2 separate regions of the Homo sapiens genome follow, and region 1 is linked to region 2. Evidence: chromatin contacts called from ENCODE Hi-C or POLR2A ChIA-PET data. All regions are on one chromosome and are shown on one strand. The core of a region is the stretch at or near the end of the contact, and the rest is flanking DNA. Distances in the headings are between cores, read along the strand shown. Region 1 has its middle 58 kb from the start of MAP4. Region 2 holds the start of MAP4 (microtubule associated protein 4).

What was found. A loop is a pair of places that touch in the nucleus more often than their neighbours do. ChIA-PET counts read pairs that join two places held with the same protein, here RNA polymerase II (POLR2A). Pooled maps may share reads with other maps.
Region 1: a map of gastrocnemius medialis shows a loop between it and region 2 (2.1-fold over the local background). The contact joins the enhancer-like site here to the promoter of MAP4 in region 2. A Hi-C loop is called at or near these places in 37 of 168 maps with a recorded cell type or tissue (Calu3, IMR-90, K562 and 19 more), 5 of 37 single-sample maps with no recorded cell type and 27 of 50 pooled maps. POLR2A ChIA-PET finds 5 or more read pairs at or near these places in 19 of 52 experiments (A549, A673, AG04449 and 15 more).

What each region holds. Positions count from the first base shown.
Region 1 is chr3:48,070,721-48,077,689 of GRCh38, reverse strand. It overlaps a transcript of MAP4 not described here. Among named protein-coding and RNA genes, the nearest start is that of MAP4, 58 kb to the right of the region's middle. Within about 2 kb of position 5,334, at least 4 of the 41 ENCODE cell types and tissues checked have a DNase peak (open chromatin) inside an H3K27ac peak, as active enhancers do; they include ascending aorta and heart right ventricle, where a contact is called at or near this core.
Region 2 is chr3:48,011,202-48,018,135 of GRCh38, reverse strand. It overlaps MAP4 (microtubule associated protein 4), which reads left to right and starts at 1,720. Exons shown (of 21, transcript NM_001385682.1): 1 at 1,720-1,802.

The sequences.
Region 1 (6,969 bases), core at 4,085-6,584, 56 kb before region 2:
ATTGCTTGGTTATGTGTTAATTATGTTTAACCTTTTAAAAAATTATTTATCGCCAGGCGTGGTGGCACATGCCTGTAATCCTAGCATTTTGGGAGGCTGAGGAGGGTGGACTGCTTGAGCCCAGCAATTCAAGACCAGCCTGGGGCAGGCAATATGGTGAGACCCTGTCTCTATAAAAAAAAAAAAATTAAAACCAGAAAATTATTTTTTTCTTCTCTTTCTTTCTTTCTTTTTTTTTTTTTTGAGACTGAGTTTCGTTCTTGTTGCCCAGGCTGGAGTGCAATGGCACGATCTCAGCTCATGGCAACCTCCGCCTCCCGGGTTCAAGTGATTCGATTCTCCTGCCTCAGCCTCCTGAGTAGCTGGGATTACAGGCATGTGCCACCATGCCCGGCTAATTTTGTATTTTTAGTAGAGTGGGGTTTCTCCATGTTGGTGAGGCTGGGCTCGAACTCCCAACCTCAGGTGATCTGCCCACCTCCGCCTCCCAAAGTGCTGGGATTACAGGCGTGAGCCACCGTGCCTGGCTTTCTTTTCTTTTTTGAGACAAGATCTTGCTCTGTCACTCAGGCTAGAGTGCAGTGATGCGATCATGATTCACTGCAGCCTTGACCTCCAGGGCTCAGGTGATTCTTCCACCTCAGCCTTCTGGATAGCTGGCATTGTAGGTGTGTGCCACCACACCTGGATAATTAAAAAAAACAATTTTAATTAGAGATGGGGTCTCCTTATATTGCCCAGTGAACTCCTGGGCTGAAGCAATCCTCTTGCTTGGCCACCCAAAGTGCTGGGATTACAGGTGTGAGCCACCATGCCTGACTGATAGTATCTTTTGAAACACAAAAGTTTTAAATTTTGATGAAGTCCAGTTTATCTAGTTTTTTCTTGGTTGCTTGTGCTATAGGTGTCACATCTAAGAAACGATTGCCTAATTTAAGGTGATAAAGATTTCTCTTTTGTTTGTTTTTTTCATTCGTTTGTTCTTTCGTTCGTTCGTTCTTTCTTCTTTCCGAGACAGGGTCTCTGTCTTTTGTCCAGGCTGGAGTGCAGTGGCATGATATCTGCCCACTGCAGCCTCCACCTCTCAGGCTCAAGCTATCCTTCCACCTCAGTCTCCTGAGTAGGTAGGACTACAGGTGTGCACCATGATGCTTGGCTAATTTTGGTAACCTTTTTTTTTTTTTTTTTAAGATGTAGTCTCGTTCTGTCACCCAGGCTGGAGTGCAGTGGTGCGATCTCTGCTCACTGTAAGCTCCACCTCCCGGGTTCATGCCATTCTCCTGCCTCAGCCTCCCAAGTAGCTGGGACTACAGGTGCCCACCACCATGCCCGGCTAATTTTTTTTTTTTGTATTTTTAGTAGAGATGAAGTTTCACCATGTTAGCCAGAATGGTCTTGATCTCCTGACCTCATGATCTGCCCACCTCGGGCTCCCAAAGTGCTAGGATTACAGGCGTGAGCCACTGCGCCCGGCTGAGATGTGGTCTTACTATGTTGTCCAGGCTGATCTCGAACTCCTGGGCTCAAGTGATCCGCTTTCCTTGCCTCCCAAAATGCTGGGATTATAGGTGTAATTTATGTTTCTTTAAATAATTTTATAGTTTTAGCTGTTGTATTTAGTTTTTTTTTTATCAATTTCAAATTAATTTTTATACATGATGTGTGAGGTAGGAATCCAAAATCTTTTTCTTTGTTTCTTTTTTTTTTTTTTTTTTGAGATGGAGTTTCACTCTGTCGCCCAGGCTGAAGTGCAATGACGTGATCTCGGCTCACTGCAGCCTCCACCTCCCGGGTTCAAGCGATTCTCCTGCCTCAGCCTCCCAAGTAGCTGGGATTACAGGTGCCCGCTACCACACCCAGCTAATTTTTGTATTTTTAGTAGAGACTGGGGTTTCACCATGTTGGCCAGGCTGGTCTCGAACTCCTGACCTCGGGTGATTCACCTGCTTTAGCCTCCCAAAGTGCTGGGATTACAGGCGTGAACCACTGCGCCCGGCCCAAAATCTTTTTCATTTGTTTTTTTTGGTGTGTGGATATCTAGTTGTCCTTGAACCAGTTGTTGAAAAGACTTCTTTTTCCATTGAATTGTGTATCATCTTAGCATCCATGTTTTGAGTCAATTGACCACAGAGGTGTGGGCTTATTTCTGGACTTTCTTTTTTTTTGAGACAGTCTTGCTCCGTTGCCCAGGCTGGAGTGCAGTGGCGTGATCGCAGCTCACTGTAACCTCTCTGCCTTCCAGGTTCAAGCAATTCTCCTGCCTCTGCGTCTTGAGTAGCTGGGATTACAGGCATGCACCACCACACCCAGCTAATTTTTATATTTTTGGTAGAGACGGGGTTTCACCATTTTGGTCAGACGGGTCTTGAACTCCTGACCTCAAGTGATCCGCCTGACTCGGCCTCCCAAAGTTCTGGGATTACAGGTGTGAGCCACCGTGCCCGGCCTGGACTTTCAATTCTATTGCATTGGTGTACGTCTATGCCAGTACCATCATGCTTGCTTTCTTGTATTTTCACCCTGTGGTACTACTATCTGCTACTATCTGCATAAATATGCTGTCTTGATTAATGTACTTTTGTAATATGTTTTGAAATTAGGAAGTGTGAGTTTTCTAATTTTGTTTTTTTGAAGATTGTTTTGGCTATTCTGGATCCTTGGCATTTCCATTTGAGCTTTAGGATTAACTTGGCAACTTTTGCAGAAAAGGCAGTTGGAATTTTGATAGGGAATGCCTTAAATCTGTAGATCAATTTAGAGAGTGCTGCCATCTTAACAATGTCAGATCTTCCACTTCATGAACGTGGGATGCCTTTCCATTTGTTTATGTCTTTAATTTCTTTCAAGAATATTTTTTAAGCTGAGTGTGGTGGTGGCTGACACCTGTAATCCCAGCACTTTGGGAGGCTGAGGTGAGAAGATTGCTTGAGCCCAGGAGTTCGAGACCAGTCTGGCCGACATATCACACACACACACACACACACACACACACACACACACACACACACACACAATTAGCTGGATGTGGTGGCTTGCCCCTGTAATCCTAGCTACTCATCAGGGTGAGGATAAGGTGGGAGGATCCCTTCAGCCCAGGACGTCGATCTGTGATCCTGCCATTGCAATCCAGCATGGGCAACAGAGTGAGCCTCTGTCTCAAAAAAAAAAAAAAAAAAAAAAGTGTGTGTATATATATATATAATGTATTTTGTAGTTTTTTTTTCTTTTATTATTATACTTACAAGTTCTAGGGTACATGGGCACAATGTGCAGGTTTGTTACATATGTATACATGTGCCATGTTGGTGTGCTGCACCCATTAACTCATCATTTACATTAGGTATAACTCCTAATGCTTTCCCTCCCCCCTCCCCCCACCCCATGACAGGCCCTAGTGTGTGACGTTCCCCACCCTGTGTCCAGGTGTTCTCATTGTTCAATTCCCACCTATGAGTGAGAACATGCGGTGTTTGGTTTTCTGTCCTTGTGATAGTTTGCTCAGAATGATGGTTTCCAGCTTCATCCATGTCCCTACAAAGGACATGAACTCATCCTTTTTTATGGCTGCATAGTGTTCCATGGTGTATATGTGCCACATTTTCTTAGTCCAGTCTATCATTGATGGACATTTGGGTTGGTTCCAAGTCTTTGCTATTGTGAATAGTGCCGCAGTAAACATACATGTGCATGTGTCTTTAAAAGACACATGATTTATAATCTTTTGGGTATATGCCCAGTAATGGGATCGCTGGGTCAAATGGTATTTCTAGTTCTAGATCCTTGAGGAATCGCCACACTGTAGTCCACAATGGTTGAACTAGTTTTACAGTCCCACCAACAGTGTAAAAGAGTTCCTATTTCTCCACATCCTCTCCAGCTATTTTGTAGTTTTTAGTGTACAAGTCTTTTACTTTAAATTTATTCCTTAGTATTTTATTCCTTTTGATGCTATTGAAAATGGAATTATTTTCTTATTTCATTTTGTGTTGTTGATTGCTGGTATAGAGAAATAAAAGATTTTTATAGATCTGGTATTCTGTGGCCTTGCTGAACTTTTTTTTTCTTCTTTTTTTTTTTTGAAATGGAGTTTTGCTTTTATCACCCAAACTGGAGTGCAATGGAGCGATCTCGGCTCTCCGCAACCTCCGCCTCCTGGGTTCAAGCGATTCTCCTGCCTCAGCCTCCCAAGTAGCTGTGATTACAGGCATGTGCCACCATGCCTGGCTAATTTTGTATTTTTAGTAGAGTCGGGGTTTCTCCATCTTGGTCAGGCTGATCTCATACTCCCGACCTCAGGTGATCCCACCCGCCTCAGCTTCCCTAAGTGCTGGGATTACAGGTGTGAGCCACCGCACCCGGCTGAACTTGTTTACTAATGCTAATTTGTGTGTGTGTGTGTGTGTGTGTGTGTGTGTGTGTGTGTGTGTGTGTGTGTGTATTCCTTTGGATTTCCATATTGTTTTAAAATTATGATTATTTTTTGAGATGGAGCCTCTCTGTTGCCCAGGCTGGAGTGCAGTGGCACAATCTCTGCTCACTGTAACCTCTGCTTCCCAGGTTCAAATGATTCTCCTGCCTCAGCCTCCTGAGTAGGTGGGATTACGGGCATGTGCCACCATTTTTAGTAGACAGGGTTTCACCATGTTGGCCAGGCTCGTCTCCAACTCCTGACCTCAAGTGATCCACCAGCTTCAGCCTCCCAAAGTGCTGGGATTACAGGCGTGAGCCACTGCACTTGGCCTAAAATTAAATATATCTTGTCACTGGCCTGAGAGTCCCTTGAAGTCAGAGACCATACTTCATTTCTTGTTTCTCTTTCTCTACTGGCAAATGTATGTTCAATTGATGCTGCAGTCAGGTGCTACAGTAGTGGGACTTAGCGGAGCATAATGCCACTAATGACTTGGAAAATGGCACAGAAGGGAAGTGGGATATTGTAAAACTATTTTTACCTATTATAAAATGCTTCCTGAGGTCCAGGAAAGGCAATTCTCACGTTTGTCTCTGCTCTTCTATACCTTTTGCCCCTAATTATCCTTTGTTTCTGGAACTCAGAATACTAAGGATCATAAAGTTAGGCATTTAAGAATAGGAACATTAATTTGATTTTATATATTATTTCCCTAGGGAAATGTGTTCTGGCCTCATTAAAAAAATAGTTTTTTCATGAATTTATAATTTATTTTTTTGGGACAGAGTCTCACTCTGTTGCCCAGGCTGGAGTGCAGTGGCGCCTTCTTGGCTCACTGCAGCCTCTGCTTCCTGGGTTCAAGTGATTCTCCTGTCTCACCCTCCCAAGTAGCTGGGACTACAGGCACACGCTGCCACACCCAGGTAATTTTTGTAGAGACGCAGTTTTGCCATGTTGGCCAGGCTGGTCTTGTGAATGCCTGACCTCAAGTGATCCGCCCACCTCGGCCTCCCAAAGTGCTGGGATTACAGGCATGAGCCAGCGTGCCTGGCCAAATTTATTATTAGTAGTAGTAGTAGTATTTTTGAGATGGAGTTTCCATCCCAGGCTGGAGTGAAGTGACATGATCTTGGCTCACTGCAACTTCCGCCTCCTGGGTTCAAGTGATTCTCCTGCATCAGCCTCCCGAGTAGCTGGGATTATAGGCGCATGTCACCATGCCTGGCTAATGTTTATGTTTTTAGTAGCCAGGCTGGTCTCGAACTCCTGACCTCAAGCGATCCACCTGCCTGGGCCTCCCAAAATGCTAGGGTTACAGACGTGAGCCACTGCTCCTGGCCTCATTAATTTATTTATTTTTATTTTTTATTTTTTTGAGACCAAGTCTAACTCTGTTGCCTAGGCTGGAGTGAAGTGGCGCGATCTTGGCTCGCTGCAACCTCTGCCTCCTGGGTTCAAGCAATTCTCCTGCTTTAGCCTCCCGAGTATCTGGGACTACAGGTACGCACCACCACACCCTGCTAATGGGGTTTCACCACATTAGCCCAGCCAGTCTCGAGCTCCTGACCTCTAGTGATCTACCTGCCTTGGCCTCCCAAAGTGCTGGAGTTACAGGTGTGAGCGACTGCACCCGGCTACTTTTTTCATGAATTTAGAAGTATTTATCGTAATGATTGGCTATGTTCATTGTTAATTCTGTGTTCAGATTTTTTCTCTTTTCTTTTTTTCTTGAGATGGGTCTCAGTCCATTGCCCAGGCTCTGGAGTGTGGTTTGGCATCATGGCTCATTGCAGCCTTGACCTTCTGGTTTCAGGTGATCCTCCCAACTTCAGCCTTATGGGTATCTGGGACTGCAGGCGTGTGCCACCACACCTGGCTGATTTTTTTTGGTATTTTTTTTGTAGAGACAGGGTTTCACTATGTTGCCCAGGCTGGTCTCGAACTCCTGAGCTCGAGCGATCTGCCCATCTTGGCCTCCCAGAGTTCTGGGATTACAGCTGTGAGCCACCGTGCCTGGCCCTCAGATTTCTTCTTGAGTAAACTCAAGCTTACTTATTTTCCTTTCCCTCTTATTCACTAAGTTACAGAGACATGGGGGTAACAAACCATTTGCAGTTAAAGGGCAGTATCTGACCCATTTGTTTGTTATATTTTTGTCTGCCCTTTATTACGAGACATGGAGAAATGCTTTTTAAAAGCACACTGTACTTCAAAAAGGGGTAGTTCCTTTTTACTTCATTTTATTTATTTTTTTGAGACAAGGTCCCACTCTGTCACCCAGGCTGGAGTGCAGTGGTGTGATCACTGCTCCCTGTAGCCTTGACCTCCCAGGCTCCAGTGATCCTCCTGCCTTAGCCTACCAAGTTGATAGGACTACAGGCGCTCACCACCATATGGACCTGGACCTGGCTAAGTTTTTGCTTTTTTTTTTTTTTTTCCTGTAGAGACGAGATCTCACTATGTTGCCCAGGCTGGTCTCTTAACTCCTGGCCTCAAGTGATCCTCCTGTCTCTGCCTCCCAAAGTGCTGGGATTACAGGTGTGAGCCACCACACCTGG
Region 2 (6,934 bases), core at 471-2,970:
GGTGAGCAGCAGGTGAACAGCATTACATTAACTTTGCGATAAGTGTGCCTGAGTTCTGCCTTCTGTCAGATCAGCAGTGGTTTTAGATTATCATAGGAGCGCAAACCCTATTGTGAACTGCACATGCGATGGATCTAGGTTGCATGCTCCTGTGAGAATCTAATGACTGATGATCGGAGGTGGAAGAGTTTCATCCCGAAACCATCTCCTCCCTCTCACCCCTCCTGCTATCTGTGGAAAAATTGTTTTCCACGAAACCTGTCCCTGGTGCCAAAAGGTTTGGGGACCACTGAACTACAGTATAGATCAGACTCTACTGTTACAAGTACAGATGATGTATTAGTTCTGAATACTACTGGGAGAAAGATTCTAAAAAGCAGTCACAGAAAAGGTGGTAAGACAATTTATGTGGACCTTGATTTCAAGACTTTCACAAATGAGGAGGGAGAGAAGATAACTTCAAGTTTGGAGAGCAAATGAGCATAGGGTGTACAGTGATAATGTAAGATGGTAGATGGTCCCATGTGACTAAATTGTAGGGAGACCCTACATGGAAAGCTGCTGATGATTATGGTGGGTGATAGGACTGAGTCTTGTCAGTCAGCCTTGATATTACACGTAAGAGTTTGGATTTACAAAAAAAAAAAAAAAGAAAAAAGAAAAAGACATCTAGGCATTGGGGTCCCTTTAAAGATCAGGTGGAATGTTTTCCTGATGTTCAGGATTCTTCCTGCCTGCCTCCCTCCTTGCAGAAGAAAAGATAGGTAGGTATAAGTAGTAGGTAGGTAAAGGTATGTATAAGCAGGTATAATTCAAAAGGTATATGAAGTACAGCGAAGTCATTGTGTTAGATAAAAGCAGAAACTACAAAACTGTAAGGTTTTGCTTATTTTGTCACGCTCTGCTTCTGTTTTTGGTGTTCTGTGGCTCTTTTCGCCGATCCTTTGTCTCAGCCTCATTTGTAAGTGACTTGTTTTTTCCATTTCTCATTTTTTTTTCCATCTATTAAAGTGAGGGGATTGGATCCTAGATCAGTTCAACTGGTGTAAGCCTTTAGAGCCAGGCATGGTGGCTCATGCCTGTAATCCCAGCACTTTGGGAGGCCAAGATGGGTGGATCACTTGAGGCCAGGAGTTTGAGACCAGTCTGGCCAACATGATGAAACCTCGTCTCTACTGAAGATACAAAAATTAGCCAGGCATGGTGGTGTGCATGCCTGCAATCGCAGCTACTCAGGAGGCTGAGTTAGGAGAATCACTTGAACCCAGGAGGCGGAGGTTGTAGTGAGCTGAGATCATGCCACTGCATTCTCCAGCCTGGGCAACAGGCCAAGACCCTGTCTCAAAAAAAAAAAAAATGCCTTTAGAATGTGGTTAGAAATAATTTTTGGATTGGTATAGATTAACTCTGAATGTTTTCCTGTGTTAGAGGAAGGAAGTGGGATAAATGTAAAGTTTAAAAAAAATGCTCCTTTTTCAAAATTTTGAGGGGTTAGGTATTAAGAATCTTTTAAAGTTTTACTCATTTAAAAAATTTAGATAAAATGGAAGATTCATTCTTAAGGTTGGTGATATCAGAAATGTAAGTGCTGTGTCATTGTCATTTCTTATTTTGGCCTACATAACCGTAACCAGACTTCAGACATCATGCTGCCTGTATCACATGGCTAACAGTGGGAGGTATCTGGTGTGTTCTTCCTGGAGAAATAGATTGAAATTCATTTGGACAGAAATGTTGAAGGCAGGTGCCTGATCCAAAATGCATTTAGTCAGGACTGAACACAAGCTGCCTGGATAGTTCCTGTAAGTAAGCAAGGTAGCCTTTTAACTTTGTGATGCAAGGTTTTATGTATGTGAGTATGTGTGTGCAAGTGTATACAGTATTTTTATATCCAGAGAACAGGGCTCCCTTAAATGGGGGGTGGGGGGGACTCTGGTAACTACATGAAAGTAAAATATAACTTCTTTAAACCTATATCAGTGTGTTCTTTCATGTAGGAATGTAGCTGTGTGATGGCCTCAGCTATTCTAGTAATCAAGGGCTCTCTGCTGTTGCTAATCCTATGATGAACAGGACAAATGGTGGTTACGAACAGAACCCTGTCAAGCCTGGAAATTCCATCAGTTTGTAATAGCACAGCTGTTGTCCTTGAACTGTGTAGGGAGGAACCTAGGGGTGGACAGTTAATATATTCTTCAGGGGGGTTGTAGTTTATTGCTCAGGATAGTCAAGATCTTCCTCAGTTGTCTGTTGCTATCTGCAAGTCTGGTTTGGAGGAGAAGCAGGAGAAATTCAGATTTGTCTGAGGAATCATATGTGTCTGTGAACTGTGTAAGTTGGTAGTTGATTCCTGTAGACATCCTTGCTAAAGATTTATTTTTAAGTAAAATATCATTTTGCTTGAAAGTATAAATCAAGGTTTTGTGGTTAAATAAATTAAAAACAGCACAGCTGCCAGACAAAGTTCAGCTTGATGTATAACAGGCCTCTGAAAGAAGTTCAGTAAGAAACAAATCTGGGTAATAAAGTTAATTAGTAACTAAAAACCTGCTAGGCATACTAAAAAAAAATCTGATGTTGAATATTAAATTATTATGAAGCAGGCTATACCTGTATCCATCAAGATTATAAATGATCTCCCACACTGGCGACGTGGGGTTCCTTTCAAGCCTGAGGAATGAGCACTATATTTTGGCCACAGCATTCTCACTAATGTCCTAGGATAGCAGCTTAGTGTTGGCTTTAGAATTCTCTGTCATTTAAATGTCATGCAAAAACAAACGTATAAAAGAAAACATTAACCCAGATATCTTTATGGTTCCTTGTCTTGTCCATAACCGCCCCCGCCCCCACCCACCCAAAAAGGACAGGCTATCAGTTATAGAGAAAATATAAGTGAGCATTATAAGCAGTATCCTACCTTTAGTAATAATTATTTAAAGTTTATTAAATGGGTTGTTTGGAACTCAAAATGATTTGCCTCAAAGTAGCCTAGGTCACTGAGAAGAAAGTTTATTTCTTTCTGCTGAAACTGACAGGAGGCGATATTTTGAAAGATAGCAAGCTTGTCTTTGGCATGGTATTAACTCCCTTTCTTTTGCCTCCTAGGGCTCCTGGGCCTGTATACCCTTTCCCTACTTTGATACCATATCTATATCTGCTTTATTCCCTGAAAGTTCCCATGTTGCCATAATATTTTTCTTCCTTTTTCACACCAGAACCAAGAACTCAGACATCTTCAATAGAACCATCTCTGGGATGAACAATGGTCTTTCCAGGGATGTACATTTTCTTACCCACTTTTAAATTAAGAAATAGGATTCTATACTTTTAAAAAGAGAATGCTGGCTACTGCAAATGAATGTCGGTAGAAATTTGGCTAATGTGACACAGTAAAATGAAGGTTTCCTAACACAGTGGTTAGGAAAAGTGAGTATGATGGTGGGAATCAGGCTTCTGTTCTTGCTTTTTTTTTTTGAGTCAGGGTTTCACTCTGTTGCCCACGCCGGAGTGCAGTGGTGCAATAGTGGCTCACTGCAGCCTCAACCTCCTGGGCTCAATCAGTCCTCCCACCTCAGCCTCCTGAGTAGCAGGGACTACAGGCATGTGCCACCATGCCTGGCTAATTTTTACATGTTTTTGTAGAGATGGGGTTTTGCCATTTTGCCCAAGCTCTGTTCTAGCTTTTCATGAGTTTTTTCCCTGCATTTTAGCTCCCATAGTAGCACCTTTCAAGGGGTGAATAGAAGAGGACAGAGACAGCAACAGGCCATTGGTAAACCAGATTGCCAATTTCTCATCAGACAGAATGAGCACAGACCCCGAGTGAGTGGCTCTAGATGCGAATGACCTAAAATTTTCAGGAGGACTTCATGGAGCTTAAAAGGTTCTTCAGAACTTCTGTGTAATTAAGTTAGATATTAACACTGTTTAATCTGTATAGACCTGTAAAATATTTTTAGTACAGTAATTAATTCCAGAGTTTGTGAACTATCCAAAGTAAAGCATACAACAAAGTACTGTGGCCTCATCATATATCCTTATTTCCTGTTTATGAGCACCTAGCTCTTAATAGTGAGATTGTAGTCAAGAGAGTATTTTATCATCATGCCATGTAGTTGCCTCTTGCCTTAGTTTACCTATTTTAAAAAACCCGGCTCACTAATAGTTTCACTTCAGGCATGTCATCAGAATGAAAGATCAGATATACAAAGTGCTGTGCTTGAAAACTGTGTGTTCCCTTAGTGCCTGGTTAGATAATACAGGGCTTATTTTCTGGCAGAGTGGTGTTGAGTCTCCTTTGATGTTAGCCAGAACTGGGTGGAGTTTCTTAAGCTCCAGTCAGATTGGCTCAAGCAGGGCACCATGCAGTGGTGAATTTGTTTTCAGTCCCTCCCTTTGCCAAAAAGCTTTTTTTTTTTTTTTTAATAAACCTCAACCCAATTATAAATGAGAATACTTGATATATGAAATAATATGAAATGATAGTTGTTCATATTCACACTGAGGGTCTTAGGGGGTTTATTTATAGCTAACTGAAATGATGCAGCTGAATTACAAGTAGCTGATAGAATAATCAACCTCAGTAAACATTTAACATAACACTCTCATTTTACAGATTAGAGAACTCAGCCCTGAAAGGTGACTCATTCAAGGCCACAGTGAGTGTCAGATTAAACTGGTGCTTCAGTAAAGCATACAGACTTCTGTACCCAGCTTTCAAATTCTCTTGACTCTTACTCACAAATCTATTTAAAGTTAACTTTATTATCTGTATGGATAGAAGAGGAATAGTATAAATGGTCAATTGGTCAGTGAGAGGTTTTTTTTTTAGAGTAAATGCTTCTCATTCACAAGGGTTCATTTTTTGATCCTCCTGAACATCCAGATTTGAAAATAATAGTGTCATATCCTTTTATCCATAAAATATGTAACTAAGCATTTAAGGCATAACCGAATAGTAAGTAACTTCAAGTGATTCTGTGTGAGATGAAATTCATACATGAATTTATTAAAATTAATTTTGGAATACTTGAACCAGTTTAACATCTATAGAGCATTTAAAGAGTGTATTGTACTTATACATGTTTCAGAATAAAATAACTATAAAATTGGATAATCGCTTTAATTTATTGAAAACTGGGGATTTCTGGGAAAAAAAAAACAACAGTACTTTAACTTGAAAGATGACACTAGCATTACCTTTCTAGGATCATTTTCCATAAGGGGGTGTGTGTGTGTATTTTAAAATCATATTCTATTTATGTGGTGACAAGTAAAGAATAGCTTAACTGTTGATGAAATACAGATGCTAAGTGGCTAGCTAGATGTGCTCATAGCTTCATGACCTTCCCACTTTCCAATTGTATAATTTTCTATCAGTTTTACCCTCTTAGGCTGAATTTCAGCTACTGTTCATATTCCATGAACCACATGCAGCCCAGGAAGTCATCTGAGAGTGTGTGGCTGGGGGCGGGGTGGGGGTGCTGAGGGTTGGATAGGGGAAAGATTACAATGGATAAAAGCTGCCCTTTGATAATCTGCATTCTGATAAATGATATTTAAAATGTATTGGTGTTTTTGACTGTATTTTTACCCTGTGCCTTAAATGAGGAAAAGATTTGAGTAGATTGCATCTTATGTCATTATGTATTTCTGGGGAAAATTAAATTTTGGATTTTTATGGTATGTTGTTAAGGATGGCACAGATGTCCTTTTAAGTTCTCTTTGACCATGAAACTGATGCAGGATTTTTGCTCCTTAGCTCAACTAGGTCCAGGTTCTTATCTCAGGAGCGGAAGAATTAGGCACGTGGACATCAAAGAGTGAGTGGAGTAGAATCTATTAATCGAAAGGAAAGCTCTTAGCAAAAAGAGAGAACATGGTAGGTGGTTCTACTACCTGAAGACAGGAAAGTTCCGTAATATGGCTGAGCCTGGGGCTCTTTATTGGTTCAGAATGGGAGTGTGTGGTCATTGGTTTGTGAGTATGCAAAAAAGGTCAAAGCGAAGACACCACTCCAAGGTGGGCAGGACAGTGTAGAAAACCAATTAGGAAAGGGTAGGTACAGGTTAAATAGGTGAAGGATGGGGATCAATCATGCCAAACGGGAAGGCAGGTTCTTAATCCGATCTCAGGATTTACCCAGGACAGTTTCCGGATTAAAGTTCGGGTTTCACTGAGGACCCGCCCCTGTCTGCCTAGACATTTGTTTGCCTCTTGCCTCTATCAAAACTAGTTACAGACGTCCTTTTTAGTTTTTGGTTCATAACAGCTCCCAAAGGATAACTACTAATAATAGTTGTCAGAGATAGAATAGGGAAATGGCATAACCGAATAGTAAAAGCAACTGAATAGTTGCTTTTCATGGAACCCTTTGACATTATAATCTGTTAGGCTTTTAAAAGCTCTTTAATGAACTCATTTCTCAGCATTTTCCCTGTCATGATCTGGAGTTACAATAATACTTTATATGTAAAGTAGGCTGGACGAGCATAGAATAGGGCTTCCCACCCACATTCGTCTGTTGTAAATGGGTCACAGGTGTGCCACTACTACTATAGGAACTTTTTTTTTTTTTTTTGAGACGGAGTCTTGCTCTGTTACGTAGGCTGGAGTGCAGTGGCGTGATCTTGGCTCACTGCAGCCTCCACCTCCTGGGTTCAAGCAATTTTCCTGCCTCAGCCTCCTGAGTAGCTGGGATTACAGGTGCATACCATCTAAATAATAAAAATCAGTGCCCAGCTAGTTATTCTGTTTTTGTATTTTTAGTAGAGATAGGGTTTTACTGTGTTGGCCAGGCTGGTCTCAATCTCCTGGCTTCAAGTGATCCACCCGCCTTGGCCTCCCAAAGTGCTGGGAGATTACAGGCTGGGATTACCAAGTCCAGTTCCTACTATAGGAACCATTGAATTCCTATTTATGGTTCCTTCAG